Regions from separate parts of the Mus musculus genome. Here all the other regions are linked to region 3. The links are chromatin loops, found by intact Hi-C in ENCODE. Cell type or tissue: heart. All regions are shown on one strand. Links, peaks and the distances in the headings refer to the core of each region. The heading gives the core; the rest is flanking DNA. Region 1 overlaps Arhgef7 (Rho guanine nucleotide exchange factor (GEF7)). Region 2 holds the start of Naxd (NAD(P)HX dehydratase). Region 3 holds the start of Cars2 (cysteinyl-tRNA synthetase 2 (mitochondrial)(putative)). Region 4 has its middle 34 kb from the start of Mir7238. Region 5 holds the start of Pcid2 (PCI domain containing 2).

Region 1 (6,229 bases), core at 776-5,775, 230 kb before region 3:
ACACACAGAAGTAGCTGGCAGAGGCTACCCAGGCATGCACCACAGCACAGCCCACCGCTGACCAAAAATCATTGTGGGACTCAAGGCCACACTAAACAAGGGACTTGGAAACCAACTGTACTGGCTGGTTTTGTGTGTCAACTTGACACAGCTGGAGTCATCACAGAGAAAGAAGCTTCAGGTGAGGAAATGCCTCCATGAGATCCAGCTGAAAGGCATTTACTCAATTGGTGGTCAAGGGGAGGGAGGGCTCATTGTGGGTGGGACCATCTCTGGGCTGGTAGTCCTGGGTTCTATAAGAGAGCAGGCTGAGCAAGCCAGGGGAAGCAAGCCAGTAAGTCACATCCCCCCATGGCCTCTGCATCAGCTCCTGCTTCCTGACCTGCTTGAGTTCCAGTCCTGACTTCCTTGGTGATGAACAGCAGTATGGAAGTGTAAGCTGAATAAACCCTTTCCTCCCCAACTTGCTTCTTGGTCATGATGTTTGTGCAGGAATAGAAACCCTGACTAAGACACCAACATTGTGAGTGGTAAGGAGTGTGAAAGTACCACATGCTCTGAATCTTAACCGTGTACCAGTGAAGACACAGCCACACCCCAGCAGTGGCACAGCCCAGTGTTCTGAACCAACAGCCCCCACTCCTGCTGTAAAGTCAGGAGGCAGGAGATGCAGGGCTCAGGGAAAGGGCAGCTGAGGAGTGAAGGCTCCCTGCACCAGGAAGTGCTGCCCCAGCACTCACAGACCACCATCAGCGGAAGGTGAAATGCCAAATGAACAAATGAACAAAGGCTCATTTTACCTTGAGGACAGAAAACCAAAGCCATGAGCCTTCACATCCTCAATGGGAGGACACCTAAAGAGTCTTACCTGCTGTCACTTTATTTAGTGTCACCAAGGAGCTGAGGACCTTGTTAAAGTTCTGCCCCTGATACAAATCATTTGCATCAAAAGTCTGAAAGAAGAAAATAAAGCAAGAAAATTAGTACTGAGTTTTATGCTAGCACAGAATAAACAAAACTCCCGACAATATGTGGTTTCACATGGTCAGCAGCATTGTCTGAAAAACCCAAGAGACAGCACAGCCTCCAAGTGGCTCCCTGGGAAAGGAGTCCATTGGAAGTCCCTTGTGAGGATCTCCTTATGGGGCATCAAGCCCTTGGAAGAGCACCAAACCTAACTCGGCTCCCTTTAGTACCCAGGTGAGGCGAAAGCCAGGATGTGGGCCAGGAGCCAACAGTTAATGGTACCCAGGAAAGGCTCATGGTAGCTTGTAATCCTCTCTCCTTAGACCATAAAAGCCCATGGACATGCCAAGGATGCTCTCTTCCAGCATGGAAGGGAGGTAAACTAAATTCACCCCACTGCACACAAGGACATGCAGACACAGGGAAGCACAGAGGATGACAGCCAACGGGTGGGAGATAAAGCGGATCCCAGAGGAGAGACAGGGTAGGGCCTCTGAGCAGAGTTCTGAAGAACCTAGGCTATAGGCAGCCCACTCTGACCCGGAGTTAGTCACACCACAAGCTTAAGGCAGGAAGAGAAGATGCATGAGCTAGCCTGATTATAAGACATCTGAAAACCAAATGTGTGTGAGCATACGTGTATGTGTACCAGTGTGTGTGCATTTGTGTGTTATGTGGATGTACCACCAACCTAAATCTAGGAGAGAGAACATACAAAAGATGACCTGGTTAACCACGTCTGGCTTTTGTTTGGAGGCTCGAGAGCGTGTGTGTGTGTGTGTGTGTGTGTGTGTGTGTGTGTGCATGTGCATGCTTGCAGATATGCTAAAACACTGACATTCTGATAACCAAATCCTCCAACACTGTATCCTAGAAAAACCTCACTGGTACAAATTATAGAAAGAAAAGCCTGGATGCCAAAATATATCCCGTATTGTTTCTCTCTTGAAGCAAACTGGAACCATCTTGGTTCTCTGCCTGGGATGAACACCTATGGGCTGGCACTGTACCTCGCCCTCCTCGCCTCCATCTGCAGTCTTTCTCAGTGCCAGGAACTCCCTCCTCCGCCCCCTTCCTGCCTCCCACACCCTACCCCCTTCCCCTTCCTGCTGAGCCTTACTCATCTTCCTTCCTGAAGGAGAGGAGCAGGCCTGAGCCTTCCTGAGCTCCAGAAATCCCCCAAGTACACTGATCACAAGGAAAACTTTGTGGCCAGTGTTGATGTGTGCATTCCACTCTAGAGCGTAAAGCCCAAAGAAGCAGACCAGACCACACATTTCACACTGCCTAGTTAATGCATACCTGACCAGGACTCCGTGGATCTGTGGGGCACTCATCCAGAGAGTCAGATGTAGCTCAAAAAAGAGGCTGAGGGTCAAAACTGTTCTAAAAAGGATGTTGCTGAAAGCTCCCAAGAACCAAACCAAAGCACAAACGGTAATATGTCAGGAAGCCCTCTGAGCCTCCAGGCTGAGCCCTCAGAACCTTTATGACTACAGTCTTGATTCCTGGGCTGTAACACCTGTGCCCAACAGAAAGCCAGTCCAAATGAGAACTCTGTCTAAGCTTACCTCCCTCCCTGTTCAGATTTTTAAGAGTCCCATATGAGTTAAGTTATATCTTTTTAAAGAATAAAATGACTGTCCTGCCTAGGCCTGTTTTCTCATGCAAACGTGAAGCCCCCTGAGTTATAAACTGCTGCAGCGATGGTCTATCCTTCAGCTCTCAGTTCTAACCCTGTGCCTGGAAGACTCAAGCTACGGCATAATCCCCAAGAAACACACACACAAATGTCCACTAACCTTCATTATGGCAAGGCAGCAAGTCACAAACCCCAGAACAACAGGATGTGAAATATGGGAAGCTTCCTGTTATTCCAGGATTATATAGCTCTCCTACCCAGATACCACGGAGGACCTGACTGGCTGCATCTGCCTGCCAATGGGCTTCAGCATGACGTCAGAACTCAGTGAGCCTACCACTACCTTCCTCCTCAGGAAACCCAACAATAAGAAGAGACAAAACAGAAGGCATACTCTAAGCCTAAGAGCATTCAGACAGGACTGCTTTTCCAAGGAGCAGAAAGGACTACTTCACTAAACAGCAATCTAAACAACAAAAAGCAAAAGTCCTTTAGTTCAGAGAGCATTTGTGCCAAAGGAACCAGGAGAGAGGCCCGGGACCTTCCCTGAAACAGCTTTCATAAACCAGCCAGTAACACACAGAAACTGCGCCCAGAGCCATGAGGTGTCCAGGACAGAACACACAGCCTGGATGCACACTGGGCTAACAGCGCAGGCTTGCAGGGAGGCTGGCTTTCACAGTGCATGGAAGGTGTAGGCCACCGTCACCATGTAGACCAGAAGTGCACATCTGCCTGCCCATCTCCTGCCATGACGGTCCATCTATCCAGGTTTAGTAGAAGCCTGTGACCCTGGATCCAAGGCCAAAACTAACCACATTTCCAGATCTTCAAAGACTATAGTCTATCTAGTCTTCTAGACTAGTCAATCTGACCTAGCTGCCACCTCCTGCCATAACTTCTTCCAGACCTCTCAAGTGCTCTGCCTGGGCATACTCCTTATTTTATGGTTAGTAATGGTATCCAAATGCAGTGTCAGGCTTAGCTCGTGTACAAGAGCATGAAACAGGAAAAATGTGGCATCAACTGCCCAGTGTCTACCTGATAAGTTGTCACCATTAAGGTGATCCTGTGGGCTGGCATGAAGGTGCCTGCTCACATGCGGCCCCAGATCTTCTGAGCAAACTGTAACACTGTCTCAATCAAAACAACAGGAGGACACACAGAAGCCTACCTACCTGGCACAGTTGCTAAGAACGGATCCACCCCAGAACTGTCCTATCAGGACACAATTTTCTGACCTCCTCCATCTCTAACCCAGGCTTACTGCAGCTGTAAGACTTTTCCTCACTACAGTTCCCAGATTAGTCTTCATCCTGCAGGCACACAAACACTGGCCTAACTGGGGCTGGGACCCATCACATGGAGTTCCAGGTGTCTTGTGGGGAGGGTCAACAAGCCTCTGACCCGGTTCCTCAAATGAGACCGGACAGGCCCAAGTGGAGCTGCTGTGGAGAATGACAACTAGCTCCAGGCAGCAGAACTGGTCAGAGAAGCCTCTGCTTTAAGCACAGGGGTGGGGGAGTTGTCCACAAGCAGTGTCCATCAGCAAGGTGAGGCCTCCAACTCCAAACAAACAGGACTTCCAGAAACATCAGACCATCTAGAACAAAAGCACTTTTAACACAGTACCTCCTCCTCTCAGGACGCTGTGACGCAAAATAAAGGTGATTTTGAGTAGGTACTGGCACACTCCTCAGCAACAAGGGTCCCTTCCACCCCAAATCTAAAACACAGCACTTATACAGTGTTGGCAGCTAATGCTCCACAGAGACTCAGAAGAAAGAAGGGAGGGAGGGAGGGAGGGAGGGAGGGAGGGAGGGAGGGAGGGAGGGAGGGAGGAAGGAAGGAAACCCTAATGTATGCTAATTTGCTGTGAGGAGCATTCCTTCCCAGAGGACCCCACTGCGTCCTTCAGTAGGTGACAGACTGTGAGGCAGAAGAGGACAAACACCCAGGTGAACTCTTCTACCCTGGCCTGTACTACACTCTCCACAGTGTCACCTCTGGGCAACTGGGCAAGCGCACGTGTCCACAGCCACGCTCTACACACAAGAGTGTGAAGAGCAAAGCCCTGCAGTGTCGTATCTGCCAGCGTTCAGAAGCAGCTTGCTGCAGGAATGTGGGTCACAAGGGAACAGCACTGCAAGGCTGGCGGGAGGAGACCAGGACTCCTTGTGTCCTCACCGCAAAGGTAAAGGAAGCCAGGGCCCAGCCTTGGAAGCCATGTGTGCCATGCATTAGGAGTCATCAGTGGCGTCCACATCAGCAGACATGAGAACGCTCCTTGAGGGAGAACAGTGCCTCAAGACTACCAAGATATAAGCCAACCTAGACAGAGGCAGGAGAGCCCACAGGAACCAACATGTAGACACCGCATAGAATTTAAAATCCAGAAGGCTCAACAGCGCAGACACACAGACAGAGCCTATCCAGACACTCGTGCTGATGTCCTGACCACACAACTGATGCGATACACCCTGAGATACTAAACTAAAAACAAACCAAGCTGGGTGACTCAGACCTAAATGACTAAAAGGCATCCTTATCTGGCTGGCTACACCTAGGAAGTGCCAGGGAAAGGTGTCTCTCCTCCGCCATCTCAATAGGAATGGAGACCCTCTCACAGGACAGACTGACCCAACACCTTGACATCAATCAGTTCCGCCACAAGAGGTTTATGAGGAAGCTATACTCATTCATTCTCTCTCTCTCTCTCTCTCTCTCTCTCACACACACACACACACACACACACACAAGTCTTGGCAGATATTTCTGGAGTGTTGCTTGCAAGGTTTAAAATTATACTTTTGTCCTACCATATTGTCAGGCAGAATCTGTGATTTCAGAACAAGACTGACTGACAATGAATGGTAAGTAAGTGGTGCTATTTAAGTATAATGCAAATGGTCCACACTGATCAGACAGTGAGATCCAGCCCTGGCTCCTCATCTTCCAGGCTCCTGCAGATTTTGAGCTTACGTCCACCTACTGCTCCTCAGGGATAAAGACAGAGCTTCATAACAATTACAACGCTCTCACCTAAGATGACCCTGAACAAGCTACTGTCCTTTAAGATAAGAATTGAATCTTATTCCGTTGTGGATCCTCTTCCTCAACATGCAAACACTATGGCAGGGAACATACTCTTAAGGACAAAGTCAATTATCTTTGGTAATTTCCAGGAGGGCAGTCAGAACACAGTCACACTGCTGGCCAGGCACCCTTCCCAGGCCTAGGAGAGACCATCATAAAGCACAGCTAGGCAGTGACAGCATCCAGTCACGACAGAGTGGAGATAAGCTTGCTGAGGGTAAATGTCACAGCAGTGCATGCAAAGGCTAGATCTTACAGTTCAAACCATCTTACACGTGGGGAAATGAGCTCTGACTCAGGCCATCTGAACTCTGCCCTCGACAGTACACTGCCAGCCAAGGAGGGGAGTGCGATGCTGCAGATACCAGGAGGCGGTGCAGTCACACAGGTCACACAGGCCCCTTACAGCCGCTATCCGTCCCTTATCTCTACTTGGCAAAGCACTGCCTGCCCATCACTAGACCTGAACCCAACCACAGCAGGACCTGAACAGAGTTGTGACAAATGCTTAGGCTAAACCTAAGG
Region 2 (6,229 bases), core at 598-5,597, 52 kb after region 3:
GGAACTCACTCTATAGACCAGACTGGCCTCGAACTCAGAAATCTGCCTGCCTCTGCCTCCCAAGTGCTGGGATTAAAAGCGTGTGCCACCATGCCCGGCTCCCACCTCACTTTTTGAGCCAGGGTCCTTCACTGAGCCCAGGGCTGTTTGTTTTGGCTAAATTGAATGCACAACAAGTACCAGGACCCTCCCGTCTGTGTTTCCAGCAGCACACACCTATCAGCAGTTATTTTACAGACTGAGCCATCACTCAGGTCCACCTTACTTTTTGAGCCAGGGTCTCTTCTCAGGACCTAGGTCTTGTTGTTTATGCTTGACTGGCTGGCACTGAGTCCCATGGATCCCGTGGCCCCTCCCAGCACTGGGATTGCGAGCTCACAGCAATCACACCAATGCCTGACTTTCCATAGGGGTTGGAGATAGGATCCAAGTCTTCATGCTTATGTGGCGCGTGCATTACGGACTGGAGTATCTCCCTGACCTCGCCAAGCACATGCACAGCCCCAAGTGTAAGGACGGCATTGTAACCACCACCTCAACCACTTTTTATCAACTCCAAAGCCCACACAATGCGAAAACATGAGGGAACCTCTGGCAGAGAAAGGCCCCACCAGGCCTGTCAAGGAAGCTTCCGGCCTCAGTCCCAGGAGCCTGTCATGGCTAGCTACCTTCTGTCCTAGCTGCTCCCTCCCACCCAGACTGAGCTGCTCATCCCCCCCACCCCCCAGCACCTTACAAGCCACCTACATTCCCAGCCTGGCCTGTCTTCACCAGAGGCCCTGACAGCACAAGCCCTCTCCTGGATCTCCCTGGATCTGCAGTGGAAGACAGTCTGTGGCTGTCCCAGGAACAGTGGCATCTGAGCAAACTCCTGCCCTCCACCTCCCCCGGCCCCCGGCCCTCAGCATCTGCTCACCCATCTGAGACCTGTCCACACCTGTTATAAACTCCTCTCCTGCAAGCTCCTCCTATCACTCTGGGCAAAAGCATGCTGTCTCAGTCTTTGTGGGTGAAAAACAGATGTGTCTGGCTGAATGCTTAAGATCATACTGCTCATTAACAGCTAACTCCACCCACGTACAGATGAGGAAACAGGTTCCAGAGCTGCTAGGCAAAGCTGGCACCTTTGGGGCAAACTCCTCCATCTTTGGACCTTTAGAGTTGTTCCTTCTGTTTCAGCTAAAATCAGGAGAAACTTGCAGAGACAGCCGGGGTCACAAAGTCATTATGACTTGGACAACCAAAATAATGATTCATTAAGCATGCCTAGAAATATTTATGTTCGCCATGTTTCCATTCTGACCCCAAAATGAGCACAGCAAGAAGGGTTTGCTTCTATCATCTTCAGCCTCTGAGCTTGGACCCCCTCACTTTTCACTAAGGAGCCCAGAAACGTGTCGCATCCTTCCTTCTTGGATACCCTAAAACTGAGCATGCTTAGAAAAGTACAGCTTAAACTAGGATGTGCCAGCCCCTAAAACACATTAGATCTAGGAACAGGAAAACCCCCTCCCCCAAGTGGAATCTCCCCACTTGTATGCAGGGAGGGGACTGCTCTGGGAATAACTGCAGCTGCGTCCTTCGGACCTGTCTCCAATCTTTATCTCCTGGCTGTACTTTCTGACTCAGTGCTAACCAAGATGTGAATTCAATGTGTTCCACTACACCATGTTACCAAAATGCTGCTAGCTGAGGGCCAAATAACTTGTTCTTTAACCAATGATTCACCTGACTAACCAAAAGAGCAAAAATCTCTCACATGGTCTCTAAAATCATTTGGGAGGAATTAAAAGAAAAAACAAAAAACCTGTCATGAAGTTATGCCAAATAAAGTCCAAACCACCAACCAGCACTGCCGCCCTCACCTGACTCCACCCCAGTTCTTTGAAACAGGTGCATCTACCACAGACCACTCCTACACTTCAAGAACACTTCAGTTGTGGAAGGATGGAATGTTCTAAGACAAGGGGTATTTTAGGGAGTTTAATATTTAATATTTACTTATTTTAACTTGTCCGTGGCCTAACATTCTTGTAACAGGCAAACTTCCCAATTAATATCACTAAGTTAACACACCCCTAGTTATGGTTAGTATTTATGTTAACTTGACACAACCAAGAGCCACCTGGGAAGAGGGAGTCTCAGCTGAGGACAACACAGATCAGTTAGCCTGTGGTATGTCCGTGGGGGGCTGTCTTGGATTTTGATTGATGTGGGACCTGACAGGAAGCAGTGCCACTCCTGAGCAGGTGGCATTGGGTGACAGAAGAAACAGAGCTACACCATGGTCTCTGCTTCAGTTCCTGCCTGACTTCCCTTAAAGATGGCTGCGACCTGGAAATACAAGTTGAAATAAACCTTTTCCCCACAGGTTGCTTTTGGTCAGGGTGATTAACATAGCAACAGACAGCAAACCAAAAGTCTGCACCCCACAGGGAGAGAATGCTAAGATAACACCTGAGACTAACAAGCATTTTCCTGCTTTGCTGTCACTCAACAGTATGTTGCTCTCTGTCCTTGACGATGAATCTGTTCCACAATAGGATGCCGTTGGGATACCCTGACGAGTCAGGCACTTTGTACCAAGACAGAGAGCTCGGTTAGTAAAAGGCTGGAGGAGAATCGACTAGATTTTCCGACACTTTACACTGGATCACGTTTTAGTTGGCTTACTGCCACTCCTGGTGGATTTATCCCCTGAAGTATTAAGAGAGAACTTAAAATGTAAATACTATTGACTTTGTCGCCAAGACTATCCAGAGTCTGGAAAAGCAGGTCGAGCCTGTCTGCATTTTGTTGGCGTAAAGAAACCATGGCTGAGGAAGACAACCATGGCTTCTGTGCCCCAAGGGCTTTAAGTTAATGTGAAGTCTAAGCCGGAGCATGCGACAGCAGTCCTTATATTAAGTGAGATTCACTCTAAGCACCGTTTTCTTTTCTTTTTAGATTTATTTATTTTTATTTATACAAGTACACTGTAGCTGTCTGTCCTCAGACACACACCAGAAGAGTGCATCGGACCCCATTACTGATGGTTGTGGGCCACCCTGTGGTTGCTGAAAATTGAACTCAGGACCTCAGTGCTCTTAACCGCTGAGCCATCTCTCCAGCCCAGCACAGCCAGTTGAAAGGTCTAAAGCCCAGAACTCTACCAGGTCTTTGCCAGACATTTAGCAAGTCAATCTAGTAATGAAACCTCAGTGCGCACAAAGAAAGGCAATTACCAAGAGAAAAACAGTCTCTAAATAAAGGGTTATTCAAAAGCCTTTCTATAGGTGTGGCAAGTCGAGCCAGTGTGTGGACGCGATCCAGCTCAGGAAACGGCCCGCATCTCCTGCATAGGCCCCCAATAACTCGGGGGAGCGGGGGGAGCCTAGTCCTCACGCAGGCCGGTCCCACCGGCTTCCCGGCGCTGAACGCGCAAGCGCCAGGCAGAAGCGACCCCGGCCGGTACCTGCGTACAGCGGCGACCACTGGAGCGCGATCGCGGCGGAAAGCAGCGCCACCACGGCCGCCGCAGCCCCACAGGCGTGAACGGCCATCCGCGGGACGCCCGGATCGATCTTACCTCCCCCGCAGGCGCGGATTGCCACACAGCGGACTCCCATGGCGGTCCAGCGCACTTCCGGGTTCCCAGGTGTCCCCGCGCGGACGCCGGGCCACCGCCATTGGTCTTCTGGGCTCCGCCCGGCGGCCCCAGCTTCCTGCACCGCCGGAAGCGTACTCCGGGTTCATCCCACCCCCAGGGTCAGCGTCCATCAATTACCCTCCGCTTACTCCGCTTGACCAGCGAGGCACCCAATCCGGCCTGGCCCCAGGTTAAGCGTTGTGGTAGCCGGCTCACTGAAGAACCTTGGCGGTTTAGGGACCTATTTCTTTTTTATTCTATAGCGTTTTGTTCGTGAACTTGATGGTTCACGATTCCCTTGGAGGTCAGCTTCCTTGGCAGCCTGTCCATAGCTGTGCTGCCCAACTAGATGATGTCTTTGGCCCTGGTGCGTCCCACAGCTAGGTCTAAGGCTTAGCATCTCTCAAACCATTTTCTGGCCTCGGTTCCTCGAGGTCTTTGTTGTCTCAATAGTAAGATAGGCAACCTCATGGTTACAACAGCTTACGCCCCCAAACCGGAAAGCATCCTGACTTAGTTCTTTCATACCCATGCCTCTTGTGCCTTTGATACTGCTTTTGACCTGTCTTTGATACTTCCACTTGTACCCTGTATGAAGCCTGGCTGAGGACAGTAGCCGCCTGGGTTGTTTTCTACAAAGTGACACAAACCGATGGCCTAAGTGTATAAACTGGCGTCTTGACCTCTCTGTGGTATGGCTAACCAAAGGGTTTTTATTGTAGATTGAGACAGAGACAGAGACAGAGACCAGACAGAGGCATCTGTGAGAGTTCAGAGCAGAGAGAGAAAGAACTAGACTGGACATGGCCAGGGCTATCAGAGAGGGGAGAACAGCAGGAGATGAAGGATATATAGAGAGAAGCAGAGAGAACACACAGCAAGAACAGTAAGGAGAATAAACGGGTGGGGTGGGCATGGGAGGCGGTGAGGTGAGAAGGTTAGCATGGACTTTGAAACGTGTAGCAGATAACTTGTGATACTGAGGGAGCCTGGAGGGCAGCATGAGCTTTGAAATGCTCAGAAACACCACAGGTAGCTATTTATGTATCTGTCCTTTCTGCCCAGAAGCCTAGGGGAAGCAGCTTTACAAATTCCTGAGGAATGCTAGCTTTTATCTAACACCCAGGAATTCTGCAGTCCAGGTTGAACTTATCTGGATGTTTGAACTGCCCTTTTGGAGTTTGGAGAACTGGAATTTCCTTTAGACCTAACGTTAAAGAATATTCGACCCTTTGACGTTGTGACACTATTGTTACACCGTGTTACTATTGCAGTAATTTTATAGGGTTGTTGTGACACTATTGATAAAATGTGTTACTGTTACAGTAATTTTATAGGGTGTTTCTGCCTGTTCTAGCCCTTAGAGATGCTCCTGAATAAAAGACACAGAAAACTGGTTTTTTATCAATAGGCTCTCAGTGCTCTGTGGGGCAGATTCTGAGCTTGTCTAACCTACATCTCAGCCTTAGGTCCCATGTTACTTGCCAGCTGAGTCTTGCTCTGTTTGCTCTCCTCCATATGTGTCCTTGTTGCGATAAATCTCCAATCCACAAAAGCCTGGGCAATGAAAACACAACTCAATTAGTATGAATACATGCTATGTGCCTAGACTGGGCAGATCTACCACTACACTACCATCTTCCCCATAGAAGAGACCCCTTAGAATTTGCAGTTTCTCCAGACCAGGCGCTTCTGCTCCACTTTCCTTCTTCTTCTTCTTCCTCCTCCTCCATCGTCTCCGCCCCCTCTTTCTCTCCCAAAACCTTCAGCTCCACCTTCCCCTCTTTCTCCGCCCAATCACTGGCTCTAGCCTTCATTTATAAATTAAGGTGGGTAGAAGGTTTATAGGAAATCACCTGAGTGCTGACTCATTGTATGTTTGCAGCCCCTCACAGGAGAACAGAAAGTTCTGAGACTAGACAAGGCTGAGACAAGTTCTATAGACAATTCAAAAAGCCTCAAAGGGAGCCAAAAATGAATATTTTGGCAAACTATAGAGTATCAAAGGCCAAAACTAATAATGCTAGTAAACAATATTGAGATTGAAGGAATGGTTGACACTGGAGCAGATGTCACCAGTATCTCTCCAAAATCTTGGCCTGTAAGTTGTCCACTTCAAGAAATAGACATCTGAGCCGGGTGTGGTGGCGCATGCCTTTAATCCCAGCACTCAGGAGGCAGAGGCAGGTGGATTTCTGAGTTCGAAGCCAGCCTGGTCTACAAAGTGAGTTCCAGGACAGCCAGGGCTATAGAGAAACCCTGTCTCGAAAAACCAAAAAAAAAAAAAAAAAAAAAAAAAAAAAGAAATAGACATCCAATTTCAAAGACTTGGGACCTTAACCCAAAAAAGCAAAGTACCAGATGGCTTAAGTGTATAGGACCAGAAGGTCAGGTAGGAAAATTGAGGCCATGTGTGGCTGATACAGCCATTAGCTTATGGCAAAGAGATCTATTACAGCAGTGGAAAATGGGAAACGTGTTATGCTTGAGGAGAGGTTATGCCTATGTCTCCACAGGAAAAGAAAATCTGTGGGTTCCTTCCAAGTTGATAAAAATCAGACATGACAAAGGGAAACCTCCTGAAGACCTTGGCGACAGAGA
Region 3 (6,229 bases), core at 443-5,442:
TATATTTATCATTTTCTGGTTTTTTTTTAAGATCTATTTATTTATTATATGTAAGTACACTGTAGCTGTCTTCAGACACTCCAGAAGTGGGCATCAGATCTCATTACAGATGGTTGTGAGCCACCATGTGGTTGCTGGGATTTGAACTCTGGACCTTTGGAAGAGCAGTCGGTGCTCTTATTCACTGAGCAACCTCACCAGCTCATTTTCTGTTTTTTTTTTTATTAAGATATTTTATAATCTGTGTATGGGTGTTTTGTCTGCATGTGTGTCTGTGTAGTGTGTGCACGCAGTGTCTGTAGAAGCCAGAAGGCAGCATCAGATCTGGAACTGGAGTTACAGGCAGTTGAGAGCTGTGGATGCTGGGAATCAAACCAGAATACTATGGAAGGGCAGCCAGTCCTCTTAACTCCTGAGCCATCTCTTCAGTCCCTACAATTTTTTTTTTTTTTTAAAGATAGGTTAATACTATTCTTTAGGCTGGACCAGAACTCCCATGGAGTCCCAGCCTGGTCTCAAACCCCTGAAGAGTTTTAGCTTGAGCCTCCCTTCAGGTTCTAGGATCACAGGTGGGAGCCATCACACACATCCCACAAACGTCTGAAGGACTCTCCGAAGGCTTAACAAGGAGCAGACTTTTTGCCAGTTGAGGTGGAACACATGAGAGTCGGCTTTGCAGCAGACAGAAAACACCATTGTTGGTTTTGAAATCATGATCTCCTGTGGCCAAGCCAAACATGCCAGCCATTCAAAATCATGGAAGGTTTGGCTCCCAGACTTCCTAGAGCTGTTTTTCTAAACTGCCGGCCCCGGCTCTTCCCCGGCTTCGGCATTCTGGCCTGCGGGTTCTGGGTTTTAAACAGGCACACCTCATATCAGAGGCAACGCTTTCTCTATCAGGGATCTCACTGCCTGCATAGGAAGTTTTGGGGGTACTTTCTCAGGCCAAGCTCCTTGCTGAATTTGCGGGATACAGCAAGGAGTTCAATTTACAGTTCCGAACTGAAGGAGAGGGACAAGCTCACACTTGTAGTCCCCAAACTGGGGGAGACTGAGGCAGGAGGGGCTTAAAGCCAGGTAGGCTAGAGTCAGCCTGGGCTACTGAGTGAAACCGTTGCTCAGCAACTGGGGTGCAGGGTACAGAAAGAGAAGTTCACATTGCCATAGAAGTGAGACAAATAAGTGCACACACATTTACAATGACAAACTGCCACGATGGCAGGTAACTGTGAGGAAGAATGATATTCCTGGAGAACTTGGGACATTTGGAGACCACGAATTTGACTACCATAGTGCATAGAACACAGTCTGTATTACCTGGAAGTCTAGCTTCGGGCAAGCAGTTAGAGGACAGAACTTTCAGGAAAAAAGTAGGGAACAACATGTCTGCCTAATCATTTGCCTTTCAAGAGAGCATCAAAGAAAGGGGGGAGGCCGGGCGTGGTGGCGCATGCCTTTAATCCCAGCACTCGGGAGGCAGAGGCAGGTGGATTTCTGAGTTCGAGGCCAGCCTGGTCTACAAAGTGAGTTCCAGGACAGCCAGGGCTACACAGAGAAACCCTGTCTCCAAAAACCAAAAAAAAAAAAAAAAAAAAAAGGGTGGGGAAGACCAAAAATACTGAAAGACCTGAGCATGCTTAGTATCAGACAGACTTGACTGGACAAGCAAAGGACTCTTTACTTTTGTAAGCCACCAGTAGGGGTGCATTTGTGGGGGTAATTTGAATGTAACTCCAAACAGTCCTCAAGAGATGAACGATAGACTTCTGCTCTCGTTTTCATTTGTTTTTAAGGCAGGGTCTCTTGCAGCTGAGGCAGGTCTTGAACTCATTGCTGCTCCTGTATCTCTCTCCCAAAATCTTTGATTATCGATGGATGCCACTATTTTGACTCTAAAAAGTTTTAAATGATTTATTCTTATGTGTAACGGTATTTTTGCCTGGATGTCTGTCTGCGGACCACATGCATGTAGTGTCTGATGAGTCCAGAAGAAGCCTTGGCCCCTCTTGGAACAAGAATTACAAACTTTTGAGTAGCCGTGTGGATGCTAGGACTCAAACCCGGGTCCTCTGGAAGGGCAGTCGTTTCTCCAACAGGCATTTCCAGTTACAGGTTCTTGAGGAAAGGATCATTTCCTGGTGTGGTTCTTTCATTCTAAGCCCATAGAACAGTAAGAAGTACACAAATACTGCATGTACAGGGTTGCAGACAGCAGTTTGGTATGTAGTATTGATCTACACGTACTGATTGTGGCAAGGTACATACTTGCAGATATGCTGTACGTATGATGGGGTACAGGGTGTGTTAAGGCGCACATATTGAGGTGTTTAAATGAGGACATGATGACCGCGGGATGGTGTATAGTGTGTTGGAGTGGTGTGCTGAGATTGGGTACATATTGCGGGGCACACCGGGTCCCAGCAGCAGACACAATGATGTACACCGAGCCCAAGTTACCCATAAGGAAAGGCGAGGAGATCTGCGCTAAAATGGGGAAGGGTTCGAAGTTCCCGCCTCTCTTCCGCTGCCACCGTGCCCAAATGCCTAAATATTGCCAGACTTCAGGCAGAGTGTAGCCTCTTCCGGGAGTGGGCGGAGCCCCATGAGGAACGGGCGTGGCTTCTGGTTCGCCCGGCTGGGCCTGGCCTGCAGGATCTTGCCTTCCGCCTGTTCGCTGGATCTGTCCCCAATATGCTGCGGGCGCGCGGGCCTGGGCCCGGCGCTCTGCTGCTCCGGGCCGCGCTGGGTCTCGGGCGGCGCGGGCGGTCATGGCAACGGCCGCAAGGCCAGGACACCGGCGTGCAGGTGCATAACAGCCTCACTGGCAGGAAGGAGCCGCTGATAGTGGCCCGCTCGGACGCAGTCTCCTGGTGCGTGCGCCGGGAGAGGCAGGGCGGAGCGAGGCGGGGCGGGAAGGTGCGCAGGGGCAAGTCAATTCTGAAAGCCTGACGTGGTCTCCCGAGCGTCACTTAAACACCGCGCGTGTTCAGTGAAGGTTGTTAAGGAAGACTTAGGGCTCCTTTTACATATCTCACATGGTGGATCTTAATATGTTCCCAGGTATAGCTGTGGACCGACTGTGTACGACCATGCACATCTTGGCCATGCTTGGTGAGTTTCCTAGATTTGAACCTTTGACAAAGTCAGAGGGTTATTTATTGTGCAAAGAGTAAACTGTTAGCTTGTTTTATAATCTGTTAAGTGAACTGAGTGATGATTGCATTCTGGGAATTGTGAGACACCGGAATGTTGGTCTCTTTGGTCTTCATAGCTGTTTGGAGTTGCATACCCATTGGAGTTACTGTGAAGGAATAGAGAGTGACCCGTTTGCGAATTAGATGTTTCTAAGGTTGGTCCAGAGACCCGAATCCAACAGTGGGGGATCATTGCCTGGTCTTGGACGGATCACATTCTTGCTGGAATCATGGTTCTTATTTTGAGTGAAGACAGAAATGACAACATGACATCTTCATGGCAGTTTCTGGAAATGTCTATGAAGTGCCGCTTAGCACAGCGCCCCCAAGTGTTCTAAGTGCTCCACCACTGACCCACTGACCGAATACTGTCTTGCTAGACTCCAGGGAGCATTGGAGCAGTATTTGTTGACATTTCCCATCTCTTGATATTTTAGTTGTTGTCTTGCACTTTTTTGTTTGTTTGTTGTTTTTGAGACTGAGTTTCTCTGTGTAGTCTTGGCTGTCCTGAAACTCACTTTATAGACCAGGCTGGTCTCAAACTCAGAGATGTCCCTGTCTTTGTTGGAATGCTGAGATAAAAGGTATACGCCTACTGCCTGACTCTTGCACAGTTTTAATTGGGTATTTTTAAAAAGATTTATTTATTTATTATATGTAAGTACACTGTAGCTGTCCTCAGATACTCCAGAAGAGGGCATCAGATTTCATTACGGATGGTTGTGAGCTACCATGTGGTTGCTGGGATTTGAACTCAGGACCTTAGGAAGAGCAGTCAGTGCTTTTAACCACTGAGCCATCTCGCCAGCATCCTTAATTGGGTATTTTTAGACCTAAATGAAACGCAAGTGTGGAGGCCAGAGGACATCCTCAGATGTCATCCTCAAGTGCTACCTTCTGTCTGTTTTGAGACAGAATCTCTCACTGCCTTGGAAGTCCACAAACAGGCCACGCTGGCCGGGAAGCTCGTCCCCAGGGTCCACCTGTCTCTGCCTCCAGCACTGGGGTAGTGGGGACAATCCGAGAGAACAAGAGTGGTAAAAAGCTCTTGTTGCTTGGCAGTGGTGGCGCACACCTTTAATGCCAGAGCTCTGGAGGCAAAGGCAGGTAGATCTCTGTGAGCTCAAGGCCAGCCTGGTCTACAGAGCAAGCTCCAGGACAGCTAGGACTACACAGAGAAACCCTGACCTAAAGCAACAAGAACAAAACAGTCTTGACATTGAGTTTTGTATCAGGATTTTTTACACACTTAAATACATGCAAACTCATCCAACAGCTTTAATCTTAAAAAAGGCAATACAGTGTCCCAAACTGATGTGATTGCTTTTGTTGCGTCTCACAAGGCCCTTCTGGGCCTCCAGGTGGGACCCAGTTTGTAAGAAAGTACTTGGCTTAGTTCCCTATGAACCAAGCATCAACTGTAGAACACTGTTTGGAAGTTACATAGTAGCGTGTTATACTGTAACCCATTTCTTTTCAAGAATAAAGCTGATGGGGCCCACAAGATGGCTCCCTGGGTAAAGGCACCTCTTGTAAGAACCTGATGACCTGAGGTTGATCCCCAAGATTCACTTGGTGAAAGGAGAGAACCAAGCCCCGAAAACTGTCCTCTGACCTCAACATACATTCTGCACATCTGCCTCTCCTGTGTGTGTGAGAGGCACACATACACACACACACACACACACACACACACACACACACACACACAGAGCATTCATACCACAGACACTATAGTAGCAGTAGTAAACATTGTGTCCTGGAGAGATGATGTAATGCTCAGAGTACTTGTTTATAGATGAACTAAGTTCCTCCCATCACCCACATGATGGCTCACAACCGTCAGATGCACACATGGTGCACATACATACACACAGGCAAAATACATGCACATGAAATAAAACAAGATAATCAAAAATAACATAATTTTTAACAGCTGGGCAATGGTGGCGCACACCTTTAATCCCAGTAGTTGAGAGGCAGAGGCAGACAGGTCTCTCTGAGTTTGAGGCCAGCCTGGTTCCAGGACAGCCAGGGCTATACAGGGAAACCCTGTATGGAAAACCAAAAAACAACAACAAAAAAACTAGGTTAAAAATAAAATACTGGTCAGGTAGTGGTGGCGCACACCTTTAATCTCAGCACTTGGGAGGCAGAGGCAGGTGGATCTCTGAGTTCGAGGCCAGCTTCGTCTACAGAGTGAGTTCCAGGACAGCCAGGGCTGCACAGATACAGAGAAACTCTGTGTCGAGAAGCCAGAAAATAGAATAAGTAAATTAACGCCGTTGATTCTGTGTGTTGAAGACAGCCTGGCAGTGTTTTTCTTTCAGCTCCTATGTTAGATTTGACATTATCCGGAGGATCCTGACCAGAGTGTTTGGATGCAATGTGGTCATGGCGATGAGCATTACCGACGTGGATGACAAAATAATCAAGAGAGCTAACGAGGTAAGCAGCCTCCCTCACATTGACCGGCAAGCCGGTGGCTGAGCGGCCGTTCCCTGCCGAGGCTACTTTCATGTATTCCTAGTACTTGTGACCCTTTATGTGTCCCGAAGACTCTTCTCCAAAAAAAAAAAAAAAAACCAGACCGAGATGGTGGCAGGTCCCACCGAGGGAAGTTAAGTCAGTGGAGAGCGGAGAAGCACCCCCTCCAGGGGTGTCCACTGTCCTCTGACCCTTGTCCCCGTCCCTCCCTGTGATGAGTGCCTCACTCCAGCTCTACCAAGACCCCCTGGGCCCTGACTCTGGCCTTGGACACCCCTGTGTTCCGATGCCTCATTTCCACATTTCTCTTGTTTTGCTGTTAGACACAAGCTCTTATCCTGTCGCCCAGGTTGGCCTCTGTAGCTCAGATCAGCCTCGCCTAGGGAGTGCTGCAGTCTTGTCTCTTGACCACCAGGAGGTGCATATGTGTCCCTCACCATCACAGTCTTGGGAACCCAGAGCCACGGATGGTGTGGGCCTTGGAGTGGGCCCATAGCCCCAGGCTTCTGACTTCAGCTCTGTGCAGGCAGGGCCTTCTTATGGTGTGC
Region 4 (6,229 bases), core at 844-5,843, 51 kb before region 3:
AAGCTCACGAGCAGCAAACTGAAGATTGAAGTGGAACATCCAAAAGCAGGCTGAGGGTCGTGCTGTGATGCGTTGTGCTCAAAGCTTGCTTAAATCATAAGACCCTGCTTTCCATCCCCTGCACCCCCTACAGTTACCACAACCAAGGTGGACGTGGTAGGAGAGACACAGAGCCATTGGGGGGGGAGGGAGGGTGTTTCACCCAACCCCATAACCCTTTGTACAGAGATGACCCTCATTCTCTCATGAAGAAAGAGGTGGACACAGACCCAGCTCTTCAGCCTCTCCCGTAGCTTCAGTAAGATCCCCTCTGAGAGGAAGAAAGGCTTCCTTGCAAGGAGAAAAGACAGAGCTGACATGAGCAGACACCATGCTTCTGCCTGGCCCATTCTGCCCCATGCTGAAGTTAGGCCACTGCCTGTCCAAGTGTACTGGGTGACAGGTGAGGTCAGGTGTGCTCATTGGTTTCTTAGTCCTCTCAGGAGGGTTCCTGGACTCCTCTAAACCCAGGAGGTCTGAAGAGAGAAAGCCTGGCCTCTTGGGACCCCTGAGCTGTTCCCCACCCCAACCCCCAAGGCTATATGACAAACTGTCACACTGAGGAAGTGCCACAGCACAGTAGGTGGTTCTGAGTCAAGGAGCCTGCTGGACACAGGAGGCAAGTCCAGCAGTGTGGGAGAACAGTGTGGTGTCACCGTGCTGCCGGGAAGCACACCTGAAGGACTCAGTTACATGGTCGTGTGTAACATGATGGCTCATCACAAAAACTACCTGGGAAGAAAATATTTGAACGACTCAAGTTCCTGGTTTCCTGTACAAGTCTCTGTCTGCTACTCCTCCCCCTTCCTGCCCTCCCCTCTCCCCGTGCTCCTCCCTCACCTCTTCCCTCCTCCCCCTCCTCCTCTCATTGCTTCTCTGCATTATTTATATGTGTGTGAATGTGCACGTGCATACGTAGGCCACAGGTCCTGTGGGAAGGGAAGAGGACAACTTAAGCTGGTTCTCCTACCTTCTTGGAGGTGGAATTTGGGTTTTCAGGCTCAGTGGCAGGCACCTTTACCCCCTTGAGCCACCCGTATAACCATTTTCTGTGACAGTAGTGGAGGCAGCCATGATCCTACCCAAACACTCAGCAATATCTAATGTACCCAAAGGCACATGAGCCAGGGCTGGCTTTTGAGCAGCCTGTGATGCACTGAAGATGGTCCCCAGGTGCTGTAAAGATGGGAGCATCATGTTTGTGGAGTATTTTGGGATGGCTGAGGCAAATTTTAGATGTGTAGTAATTTTCTAAACTAGAAAATTGGAAAGCCCTGTAAATGGAATTATGCTACTGTGATGGTTTGTATATACTTGGTCCAGGGAGTGGCACTATTAGAAGGTGTGGCTCTGTTGGAATAGATGTGGCCCTATTGGAGTAGGTATGTCACTGTGGGTGTGGGCTTAACACCCTTACCCTAGCTGCCTGGAAGTCAGTATTCTGCTAGCAGCCTTCAGATGAAGATATAGAACTCTCAGCTCCTCCTGCACCATGCCTGCCTGCATGCTGCCATGTTCCCACCTTGATGATAATGGGCTGAACCTCTGAACCTATAAGCCAGCCCCAATTAAATCTTGTCCTTATAAGAGTTGTCTTGGGCTGGTGAGATGGCTCAGTGGGTAAGAGCACCCGACTGCTCTTCCGAAGGTTCGGAGTTCAAATCCCAGCAACCACGTGGTGGCTCACAACCATCTGTAACAAGTTTTGACGCCCTCTTCTGGAGTGTCTGAAGACAGCTACAGTGTACTTACATATAATAAATAAATAAATCTTTAAAAAAAAAAAAAAAGAGTTGTCTTATGGCTGGGCGTGGTGGCACAAGCCTTTAATCCCAGCACCTGGGAGGCAGAGGCAGGCGGATTTCTGAGTTGGAGGCCAGCCTGGTCTACAGAGTGAGTTCCAGGACAGCCAGGGCTATAAAGAGAAAAACGATTGTCTTGTTCATGGTGTCTGTTCACAGCAGTGAAACCCTAACGAAGACAGCTACACTTTCAAGCGCTCCGTGGCTCAGACTAACAAAAAATGTTGCTGCTGATTTTTGAGCATTTCAACTCCAAAGGGGGAACAGATGGTCAGACAGAGGCAGACTTGGAGGGTAAATGGAAGGGAATCAGCATGAGGGGACAGCGTAGGTAATGAGAAAATATAACCAGAGCCTTATATACAAGTATAAAAATGTCACACAAAGCCCATGGCATGTGTAATTAATGTGAGCTGATAATAAAATATCTAATATGGGAAATTACAGATTTAAAAAAAAGTAGCCCAGAATAAAAAACAAATCAGAAAGAAACATAATTCACATTGGCACAGCGAATGTATTCCTAAGTACTATGCATATGAAATGGAATGACTTTTAACAAGTGTCCATGGTACACAGGAATCAAAGCAACCCGGTGAGGAGGGGCTGAGCATACAGCAGAACAAATTAATACAGCTCAGATCATTACAACCTCGAGTATCCAGTAAGCGTGCAGATTTACTATGTGGGCTAGCAGAATGGCTGGGGAGGTAACGGTGCTTGCTGGCAAACTGAGCTTCACCCCCAGGCCCCACGTGGTAGGAGAAAACTACCTCCCACAAGCTGTCCTCCGATCCGCATGGGCACTGAGGTGTGCCCACATACACAAACACAAATAAATTAAATGTGAAAGATTAAGAGTTGAAGTGGTGAGTAGGAGGGAAACAGCAAGTCCTGTCTGGAACTAGCTAAAAGTACCAACACTGTCACTTTAGGGTCACCGGGCTGTGCAGTCTTCCCCTCGGGGCTCAGGTATTAGCAGGCAGCCTCTGCACCCAGCCCGCTGTGGGTCCTAACCCTCTCGAACCTGGAAGTCTTAGATCAGGGCTCCGACTGTGTTTTCCTCTACCAGTAGGGGGCAGCATCACCACCATCACAGTCCAAAAGGCCACTGGTGGAATCATTTCTAGGATGTATTTTCAGCAGACTAATACTAGTGGTGTTTGAGCCTCTTGTATGGGCCTTCAATCCGGAAGTTAGAGGGATTCATTATCTACCTTATGCCAAGCTAAAGCATCACAGCCGTCCCCAGTGGGTGGGACGTGAGGGGTTTTGAGGTCCTCCATTCGTTCACCTTCTCTGAAGCAGGTGACTCTCAGATGACCACCACTTGGTCTGCCACTGTCTTACAAGGTTGCATTGGACCGACAGGCTGAAACATCTGCAGACAATCCACAGAGAATCCCTTTGACATTCAGCTAGGGGAGAAAAGGATGGTTTCCAATTAAACAAGAAAACACTGTGTTCCCAACACCTAGCATGCTCAGTTTACACTTGTCGAAAGAGCTATTTTCAACTTATTTAGACATAGCCTTTTATCGGATTTCTCTTTTGCATGCTTAACTAGGAAAATAAGACAGAAGCAATTAGCTCTGACTTTTTTGTTTCTTTGGGAACAGAATCTGTCTCCCAAATCTCTGCAGTGAACTGACATACCCACATTCAAGCTCACGTGGCCCCAGGGCAGGGCGAGTCCCTACCACTGTCCCTGCAGGGGCAGCCACCCTGCAGATGTCTATGCTGCAGGGCTGGACTTAGGCCTGTCAGAGGCACAGCTAGGCATCCTGACTCTAGAGGGTGCGCAGTGTGAAGGTGGCCCCTACCTCACCACACTGAATCTGCACCACAGCAAAGGTGTGTGTGTGTGTGTGTGTGTGTGTGTGTGTGTGCGTGTGCGTGTGTGTGTGTGTGTGCGCGTGCATGCGTGAGAGCAGATAGGAAGACATTCACACGTGGCCACACTCCATCTGCAGGTTCCCTGCTTCTTGTATTTTCTCCTTTTCTATTTGGGCCTTAATCTTTTGGAGTAAGAAAAGGTTATTAAAGACAGCACTAGGTGGCTGGAGAGAGGGCTCAGCAGTTCTCTTCCCAACACCCACACGGTGACTCACAAACACCCATGATCACCAATCCAGGGGATTCTCTTTTCTGGCCTCCATGGGCTGCTACATGCACACGGTACACAAAAAACTCACCCAGGTTCACACATATGTACAAATAAAGAGTTTTTAAGAAAGGAAACAAAAAACTTTCTTAGACCCAAAGTGAGATTTTACTTACTAAAGCTAACTGGTGACCGTCACATTATATGGGGAAGATAAAAGGGTCACTTGCAGGCGAGATCTAAGGAAGAACATAGGTGGGGAACCTGTACTCTCAAGGTTAAGGTGGGAGCAGGATACCTGGGCTTGAGGGTGTAGCTACTCGTCAGTATGGGGCAAACTGGAGGCCAGAACAGCCCTGCTTTATGCTGGAGCAGCTGGCTTCTGTTGAATCAGCCACATAAGGATGCATGCCAGTAAGTGGCAAGGAGGCCTGGGAACACTGACAGGAGAAAGTGGCCGTTGATCTTGTGGTTTGAGTGTGGACCATCATTCAACCACAGCTGGTATGTTTGAATGCCTGGTCTCCATGTAGGGGTGCTGTTTCAGGGTATTGTGAGGACTGACTGGTGAAGGCGGGTCACTTGGGCTGGCCTGTCAGGGTTGTAGATTGGCTCCACTCTTGCTTCATCCTCAGTGCCCTGGTCCAACAGTGTGAACAGCCTTGGCATATCCTCCGGTGGCCATGAGTTCTGCCATGCCTTTCCTACCACAGCAAAGGGATCAACCCTTGCTCCCCACAGTATTTCCAAGAGACATTTGTCATAGCAAGAAAAAGTAGCTAGCTGGGCATGGTGCTGGCATGTGTCTTTAATCTGCACAGTCATGAGGCTTGAGACAGGCTGATGGATCTCTATGAGTCTGATGCCAACCCAACATACATAGTGGGTTCCAGGTCATCCAAGGATGCTAAGTGAGACCCTGTCTCAAAACAACCAAACAGAACCTTGGCTCCTTACTTCACAGATCTCAAAAATCAATTCCATTTAGGTTAAAGAGGTAAATGAAATGCACTATAAACCCATACAGGTGATGTAGAGACTATTTCTACAGCTTCCCATTGGGTGGGTCTGAAGACAGTCACATATCATGGAAAAACTAAAATATTTCTAGTATACTAGAATTAAGAATGGCTACTAGCCCAATGGTGGTAATGTATGCCTTTATTCCCTATACTGGGGAGGCAGAGGCAGGCAGAAGTCTGTGGGTTTGAGGCCAGCCTGGTCTACAGAGAAAGTTCCAGGACAGCCAGGGCTACACAGAGAAACCCTGTCTCAAACGAATAAATGAACAAATGGCTACTCAATCAAATGACATTATCAAGAGATTGACAGGCCAGCAAGTCAGTAGGGAGAGACTCATTAGCCCAAAAAAGATTGTTTAGAAAGTGTGAATAATTCATGAAAATCAACAAATTAAGCTGAAAGTGGCCAACAATCACTGTCAGGCAGGTGACAGAAGAGGTGGACAGATGTGTCTCCCAAGTTACAATGTTCTCAACTGGGTTAATAATCACAGAACATCAAGATTTTATACCTGAGAGCCAAGTGGAGCCCAAAAGTTGGAATATACTATGGGAATGTCTTAGTCAGGGTTTTACTTCTGTGAAGAGACACCATGACCAAAGCAACTCTTATAAGGACAACATTTAACTGGGGCTGGCTTACAGGTTCAGCGGTTCAGTCCATTTTATCATCGAGGCAGGAGCATGGCAGCATCCAGGTGGGCATGGTGCAGGAGGAGCTAAGAGTTCTACATCTTCATCTGAAGTCTGCTAGCAGAATACTGGCTTCCAGGCAGCTAGGATCTTAAAGCCCACACCCACAGTGACATAGCTACTTCAACAGGGCGACACCTTGTACTAGTGTCACTCCCTGGGTGGAGCATATACAAACCATCACAGGAAATAAAGACCCTTACTCTTCTTCCATTCCAGGGAGGGTGGCACTGCCATAGCCACTGTGACAGATCAGGTTCCTCCAGGCACAGGCTCCTCCTACATCCCTGAAGCTCCTCCTCCTTTTATACACTTGGGAAGTCGTGGTCCACGCCTTTCCACGTGGCAGGCTCGTGGAAAAATGTTCACACTGGAGGGCTGATGACTGTGAGAAGCCACCGCCGTGCCTCTCTGTAGAGTTGGCGGCACAGTGCTGTAGTGTTATATTCTGCTCAGGTCACTAGTCGGTGTTGGTGAAGACTAGAACGAGTCTCTGTCAGTAGACAGGATGTACCTTGAGCAAAAAGACAGGAAGAAGATGCATAGCATGCGATGCTGTTTGTCTAAGC
Region 5 (6,229 bases), core at 412-5,411, 1.6 Mb before region 3:
GGAGCACATGTCACATGCCCCCAACACTGTATTCATATGCACACCTACACATAGGCACATACTTAAAATAATAAAAATAAAAGCAAATCTTTAGGCGGGTGTAGTAGTGCATAATGTTAATTCCAGCACCAAGAGACAGAGGCAGGAAGATCTCTGTAAGTCAGACTGTTCACAGTGAGTTCTAGAATAGCCAAGGCTACACAGTGAGCCCTGTCTAAACAAAACAAAAACAAAACCTTAAATAAAATCCTCTCCTTCAATACACAATCAACTCACAAACTTAAGACAAAGAACAGACACATATACACCAATCCGTCACCATCGGCCAGTGGTCCCTTACCCAGAATGCTTGGGGCTACTAGTGTTGTGGATTTCAGATGTTTTTCTTCCGGATTAATACTTGCACATACACAATGATGTATCTGGGTACTGAGAATCAAGTGTAAACAGACACAAAGCTGACTCGTACCCCATATCCCTTGTTTTATCATTGTGTGTGTACACCAAGTGTATGTGTGGGTGCTTGTGTCACGTCAAGAGGCTGGAGGTCTGGGGATGCGTCTCCAGTCAGTTTTCTCCTTCCACCTTTTTGAGGGTTCTGAGGTTCGAACACAAGTTGTCAAGCTGGCTCTGCCAGCGCTTTACCTACTGGGTCATCTGGCTGGCCCTAGCTCGATGGTCATTTTATTCAACAGTTTTAGCATATACTGTGTTCTGTCTGAGGCCCAGCAGAGGAAGTCAGGTGTGGGTCTTTTTTTCATGAGTGCACTACAAGTTTTGGATTTGGGAGTTTGGGGTTGGGAGTGATGGGCCTGCCACAGGTTCCTTCGGGTACCACTGCTTACTTTTCTTCTTGTGCTTTCTGTAACTTACAATACACTCAGTTTGTAACCAGGATAAAACAAGCCTCTTAGGTAACTTTTAAGTAACATATAAGTAATTATTTGTTCTATCACAAACTAAAACACAGAATATTTAGCAGTTATTGTATAAAACCATGACAGAAAAGTGTGCTTGAAACAGCAAAATGTACTTCGGATGATTTTCCCCCCCTGTTGCAGACACAACTTGTCTTTAAGTTAAAACTACCAGAATCGCCGGGCGTGGTGGCGCACACCTTTAATCCCAGCACTCGGGAGGCAGAGGCAGGTGGAGTTCTGAGTTCAAGGCCAGCCTGGTCTACAGAGTGAGTTCCAGGACAGCCAGAGCAACACAGAGAAACCCTGTCTCAAAAAAAAACAAAACAAAACAAAACAAAAACCCTACCAGAATCTGTCTGCAACCTTATTTGCAATAATTAAACTACAAAACAGTGTGTGTGTGTTGGGGAGGGGGTGTGTGTGTCACAACCCAGGGACCCTACTAGCAAGTGGGGCCGTACTGAGTTCCATGTATAACACACTGGCACTCTGATAACACTGAAGACTGCTGGGGGCTCTGTGCCTCTTAGCTCCAAACACCTCCTTTCTTCTGGCGCTGGGAAAACGTACACCTCCTAAGCAGCCTGGTCTAAGCCTCAACACACAGCACTAATCCAGGGCGGCGATCCATAGAAACACCTGCTGACCCAGGGTTTCGCGGCTTCCGCTAGGGAAGGCTCGGGCCGCAGCTTCTCCCCGGGCGGGCGGGCGGACGGGCGGGCCTCCCTAGCGTTGGCCCCGGTGGCTGCTGGAGGAGGAACCCAGCCAGGTGCTCGCAGGCCCTCGCCGCCGCTCACCTGGTACAGCTCCTCCAGGTTGTACCTGATGGATGTGCTGCTCTGGATGGCCTTGACCGCTTCGTGAAGCTTCCGCCACGTGTCCTGAGTGTAGTTGTCAGGCAGCCGCGGCCTGTCTGTGGGGGAGAGAGGGTCAACGGCCGCGCGGGGACAGCACAGGCCGGGGCACCGAGGCAGGGCCCGGCCGGGCTAGCCAGGAGGTGCGGGATCGGGGCCAGCTGGGGCGCGGGGACGTGGCGGAGCGTGAGGTGCAGGGACAAGTCGGGTTGCGGCGCCGAGACGGGACAGTGCGGGAACCAGGCGGGCCGGGGCGCGGGGACAGGGCCTGCCGGGCAGCCCCAGGAGGCCCTGTCCGAGCGCGCGACCCGCCGGCCGCCCCGTTCGCTCCTCACCGGAGCGCACCCACCTCGGAAGTTCTTGATGACCAGCTTCCTGGAGCCTCCCGTGCCCCCCGGCTTGGCGGGGCCACCGGCCAACGCCGCGGGCTTGGTGAGGCCGTTGGTGCGGCCCATGAGAGCCGAGACGCTGCCCTTCCGAGGGCCCTCGTCCGCCATGGCTGGGCCGGACGCCGCCCCGCCCCGCGCCGCCCGGCTCCTCCTCCTGCCCTGCGCCCGCTCCGTGCGCGCCCGGCTCCTCCTCCTGCTGCTGTCGGGCTCCGCCCGTGAGCGCTCGGCTCCTCCTCTTTCTGCTCGCGGCCGGGTCCGCGCGCCCGAGGCCCAACCGCCGCGGCGCGCACCGGAACGATCCGGCTCCTCCTCCTATGCGCGAACTCCGCCCAAGGAGGGCTCGGGGACTCGCAGGCGTTCTACAACGAATGCTCGCGAGAGGGCGCCGTGACACCTGCACCGAGGGCTCCGGAGCTCGCCGCCCCACGTCACGTCGAGGGCCGTGACGAGGACACCCCGGCGAGGACTTGAGTGGATAAAAGCACCCGGCAACCTTGCCTCCTGGATCACCTTACACCTAGGATGCTCAGGGATGCTGCTCCGTGCGCTAGCGCGCCGAGGGGTTGGGGACGGGATGCTCTGCACCCATTTATCTGGGGTGCCCCAGTGTGAGATGTGGGAGGACTCAGGAACACATCCTAGGAGTGCGCGGGACGCCTTCCCAGTGGGCTCTGGACTTTGGTTCCGGGAGAGTCAGGAGCGCCTCTGCACACGGAGGGTTGGGGATCGGGTCACCCTCATGGGAGAGGGGTGCGAGGAATCGGGTCGCTAGCACACCGACGTGACCAGGGACACGTTCCCAAGTCGGTTGGGAACTCCTCCACGTCAGTCCTCCGCCCTCGCGCGCGCCCCCGCCGCACCCGAGGCGTCCCGGCGACCGCGCTGACAGCTGCCCCCAAAGAAGTGCTCTCACCACCGGCTCGGCTCGGCTCGGCTCGGCTCGCTCCACCTTCACCCGCTCCGGAACCAACGTGCAGAGGTTACCGTGTGGGGACAAGGAGCGGAAACGGACCTGCGCCGGAAGTGAGGCACTCAACACCCGCGGCCGCCGCTATGGCGCACATCACCATTAACCAGTACCTACAGCAGGTGGGTTTCGCTTGGTATCCTGGCCTACGGGCCACGAGGGGTGAGTCCTGGGGCCGGGTCGGACGGTGCCGGGGGTCCTGCGGCTGGCCTCGAGGCGAGGAGGGTGTGCTGCACGCGGTGGGCAGCCTGCCTTGTTCGGAAGTTGCAGGTGCTGCCCGGTGGACCAGGAGGAGGAGGATCCGAGGTGGAGGTAGCAAGATCGGGGCCACTTGTAGAAACGGTTGTCTGTGTAGTCAGCGCTGCTGTCCGCACGAAGCACGTTGTGTCTCTTGGCAGCGGTGCCCATCAAGGCTTTACTTAAAGCCTGGGAGTGGCACAGGCAAACACTGTTGCATCCGGGTGGAGGGCCGTGATTGCGTCTTCTAGGGTGTTGAAGATGTGAATCCCACTAGGCAACACACCTGGTGCAAGGGGCAGCCAGATAGGGAAGACTGATGAACGTTTTAACTGACTACACTTGCTGCTCATGGCTGCTTATGAACCTTGGATTTGCGCTTAGCTCTATTACCAAAGCCCCCTTTTCCTGTCCCAAACAGCTCAGTTTTGGGTACTACAGTACTAGAAGCAGTACTTGTGTGCTTCTTAAGTAGCGGCACTATTGTCGGTGCTGCGTGTGCATATGTATTCTCTTTGATTCCATCACAAGGCCCTCCTTGAAGAGCTCCGTAGGCGGCTAACCCAAGTCTTCCCAGCTCAGAAGCATCAGAGACTGGCTCTACAGTGCACATGTTTAACACTTAGCAAGATGCTAATTCTGGAGATCACGCTTGAACCTTAGTGATCTCATTGTTGGCCAAAAGACCAGTCTTTATTTCAACACACTGGCAATAGCCTTGGCCAGTGGCTACCTGTTAACAAATTGCTTGTCTCTCTTTCCCCATGATTCCTGTGCTGATTTCCCAGAAGCTGTTGGGGTCAGGTTGGTTGAATTTTGCCATCCTTACCGGTGTTAATAAGGTTAAGAGTAGCCTGTTACTCTTGTGACTGCTTGAGCCAGGAATAAAGGTCTTTCTTTCCTGTCACAGGGAATGGCATGGCATCAGCATGCTTGTGCTGCTTCCGGGTTATCCCAAGTCCATAGTGATGTTTTGATGGCCTGCAAGGGGAGCCTGCATATGTTTCAAAGAGAGAAACGTGGAGCTTGAGGAGTCTACTCCTTACAGCAAGGAGTGAGGTCCACTTTTCTTCAAGGTCAAACTAGAAGGAAACTTTACTCCATTTCCTAAGGTTAACAGTAATAAATTACCTCTAATTCAGAACCCACAGCCAAAGAACATCACAGACATCGTAGCCCTAAGAACAAGGACATTCACTGTAACCACAATGCATTTAGTAGCCTGAGAACTTTGACACTGATGCATGTAACTTTTAATTTTCCAATGTTTTGCACATTTTTTGTTTTTTTGTTTTTCAGTAGATATTTGCTTTATTTACATTCCAAATGTTGTCCTCTTTCCTGGTTTCCCTTCTGAAAATTCCCATCCCCTTTCCCTCTCCCCCTGCTCACCAACCCACCCACACTGGCTTCCTGGCCCTGGCCTTCCCCTACACTGGGCCATAGAGCCTTCACAGGACCAAGGGCCTCTCCTCCCATTGATAACTGACTAGGCCATCCTCTGCTACATATGCAGCTGGAGCCATGAGTCCCACCATGTGTTTTCTTTGGTGGTTTAGTCCCTGGGAGCTCTGGGGTTGCTGGTTAGTTCATATTGTTGTTCCTCCTATGGGGCTGCAGACCCCTTCAGCTCCTTAGGTCCTTTCTCTAGCTTCTTCGTTGGAGATCCTGTGCTCAGTCCAATGGTAAGCTTCGAGGATCCACCTCTGTATTTGTCAGGCACTGGTGGGGCCTCTCTGGAGACAGCTATAACAGTCTTCTTTCAGTAAGCATTTGTTGGCATCCACAAAAGTGTCTGGGTTTGGTGATTGTATATGGGATGGATCGCTTAGGTGTGCAAATTGTTTCTTAGGATTTGTTTTTTGAATCCAGAGTGCAATCCAGAGTTACACATTGCATGTATTCTTGTTCTAGATAATGTGGGACTGTGAGCTTCCTGTCCTCCAGTCCCTTTTGTAGAGGTGGGTTACCCTCACTGAGAGCCCTTTCCCAGACCAGGTATCGTCTTCGTTGTCCAGGATATGATTTTTCTGTTTTCCTTTCTATATTGATTTTCTTTTTATGTGGATCTGGGGACTGAAGCTAGGGTCTTATGCATCTAGGCAAGTGCTCTATCATTCATTGAGTCACATCCTGGCCCTCTTTCTATTTGTATCTGCTGTTTGCTTTTTATGTTAAAGAATAATTTCTGGGCTGTAGAGATAGCTCAGAGGTTAAGGATACTTGCTGATCTTGCTGAGGACCTGGGTTCAGTTCCCAGCACCCACATGGCAGATCCTAAAATAAAATAACTTAGTCAATTTTTGTTTGTTTGCTTTTAAAGACAGACTCTCTTTGTGTAACCCTGGCTCTCCTGGAACTCACTCAGTAGATTAGGCTGGCCTTGAATTTAGAGATCTGCCTGCCTCTGCTTCCCAGTTGCTGGATTAATAGCATGTGCCACCAACACCCAGCTGAAACAAATAAAAAAAGTAAAATTTAAAACATAATTCCCCTTATACTCTTTCTTTAAAAACCATTATGGATATGTATGTGTGTGTACATATGTATGTATGTATGTATGTGTGTATTTGAGATAGAGTCTCTCTACATAGTCCTGGTTGTCCTGGAGCGCACTCTGTAGATCCAGCTCTCCTTGAGCATATAGAAATACAGATCCACCTGTCTCCGTCTCCCAGGTGCTGGGATTAAAGGCATGGGCCGCCACACCCAGCACACAATTTGGATTATTTTTGATACCCAGTTATACTTTATCACCACTATACTCTTTTGGAAGCTCAAATTTTCTGAAAGCTGCCTCAGTTGGTTTCTATGGCTTTTGAACCTGGCCCTGTCCTTCCTTGAGCCTTTTTTGGGCCACAT

The links. A loop is a pair of places that touch in the nucleus more often than their neighbours do. Peaks named below come from ENCODE experiments on the same cell type or tissue, not always from the same donor. Only the 100,000 strongest peaks of a DNase experiment are listed, where the experiment ranks them.
Region 1: it touches region 3 in a loop (2.0-fold over the local background); 2 of 42 quality-filtered maps call a loop at or near these places.
Region 2: it touches region 3 in a loop (2.8-fold over the local background); 10 of 42 quality-filtered maps call a loop at or near these places.
Region 4: a loop joins it to region 3, with 3 times the contacts of the local background. A loop is called at or near these places in 22 of 42 quality-filtered maps.
Region 5: it touches region 3 in a loop (4-fold over the local background); 5 of 42 quality-filtered maps call a loop at or near these places.

The regions. Positions count from the first base shown.
Region 1 is chr8:11,775,879-11,782,107 of GRCm38, reverse strand. It overlaps Arhgef7 (Rho guanine nucleotide exchange factor (GEF7)), which reads right to left. Exons shown (of 22, transcript NM_001372321.1): 3 at 869-953. Among named protein-coding and RNA genes, the nearest start is that of Arhgef7, 51 kb to the right of the region's middle. In heart, for the core only: no CTCF peak of the experiment used is centred there; DNase peaks (open chromatin) are centred at 2,097, 2,907 and 4,667; H3K4me3 peaks cover 2,179 bases; H3K27ac peaks cover 3,701 bases.
Region 2 is chr8:11,494,966-11,501,194 of GRCm38, reverse strand. It overlaps Naxd (NAD(P)HX dehydratase), which reads right to left and starts at 3,689. Exons shown (of 10, transcript NM_001190357.1): 1 at 3,569-3,689. The coding sequence starts at 3,608. In heart, for the core only: a CTCF peak has its summit at 3,633; a DNase peak (open chromatin) is centred at 3,714; H3K4me3 peaks cover 2,060 bases; H3K27ac peaks cover 1,373 bases.
Region 3 is chr8:11,547,140-11,553,368 of GRCm38, reverse strand. It overlaps Cars2 (cysteinyl-tRNA synthetase 2 (mitochondrial)(putative)), which reads left to right and starts at 2,598. Exons shown (of 15, transcript NM_001359137.1): 1 at 2,598-2,870; 2 at 3,061-3,111; 3 at 5,525-5,642. The coding sequence starts at 2,692. In heart, for the core only: a CTCF peak has its summit at 3,523 (motif pointing left); DNase peaks (open chromatin) are centred at 2,618 and 3,488; H3K4me3 peaks cover 1,612 bases; H3K27ac peaks cover 1,282 bases.
Region 4 is chr8:11,598,868-11,605,096 of GRCm38, reverse strand. No RefSeq gene overlaps it. Among named protein-coding and RNA genes, the nearest start is that of Mir7238, 34 kb to the left of the region's middle. In heart, for the core only: CTCF peaks have their summits at 2,709 and 2,909 (motif pointing right); a DNase peak (open chromatin) is centred at 2,906.
Region 5 is chr8:13,101,798-13,108,026 of GRCm38, reverse strand. It overlaps Pcid2 (PCI domain containing 2), which reads left to right and starts at 2,684. Exons shown (of 14, transcript NM_178708.3): 1 at 2,684-3,252. The coding sequence starts at 3,217. Cul4a (cullin 4A) reads right to left here and starts at 2,404. Exons shown (of 20, transcript NM_146207.3): 1 at 2,124-2,404; 2 at 1,718-1,833. The coding sequence starts at 2,271. In heart, for the core only: a CTCF peak has its summit at 2,553; DNase peaks (open chromatin) are centred at 2,366 and 3,156; H3K4me3 peaks cover 3,429 bases; H3K27ac peaks cover 2,660 bases.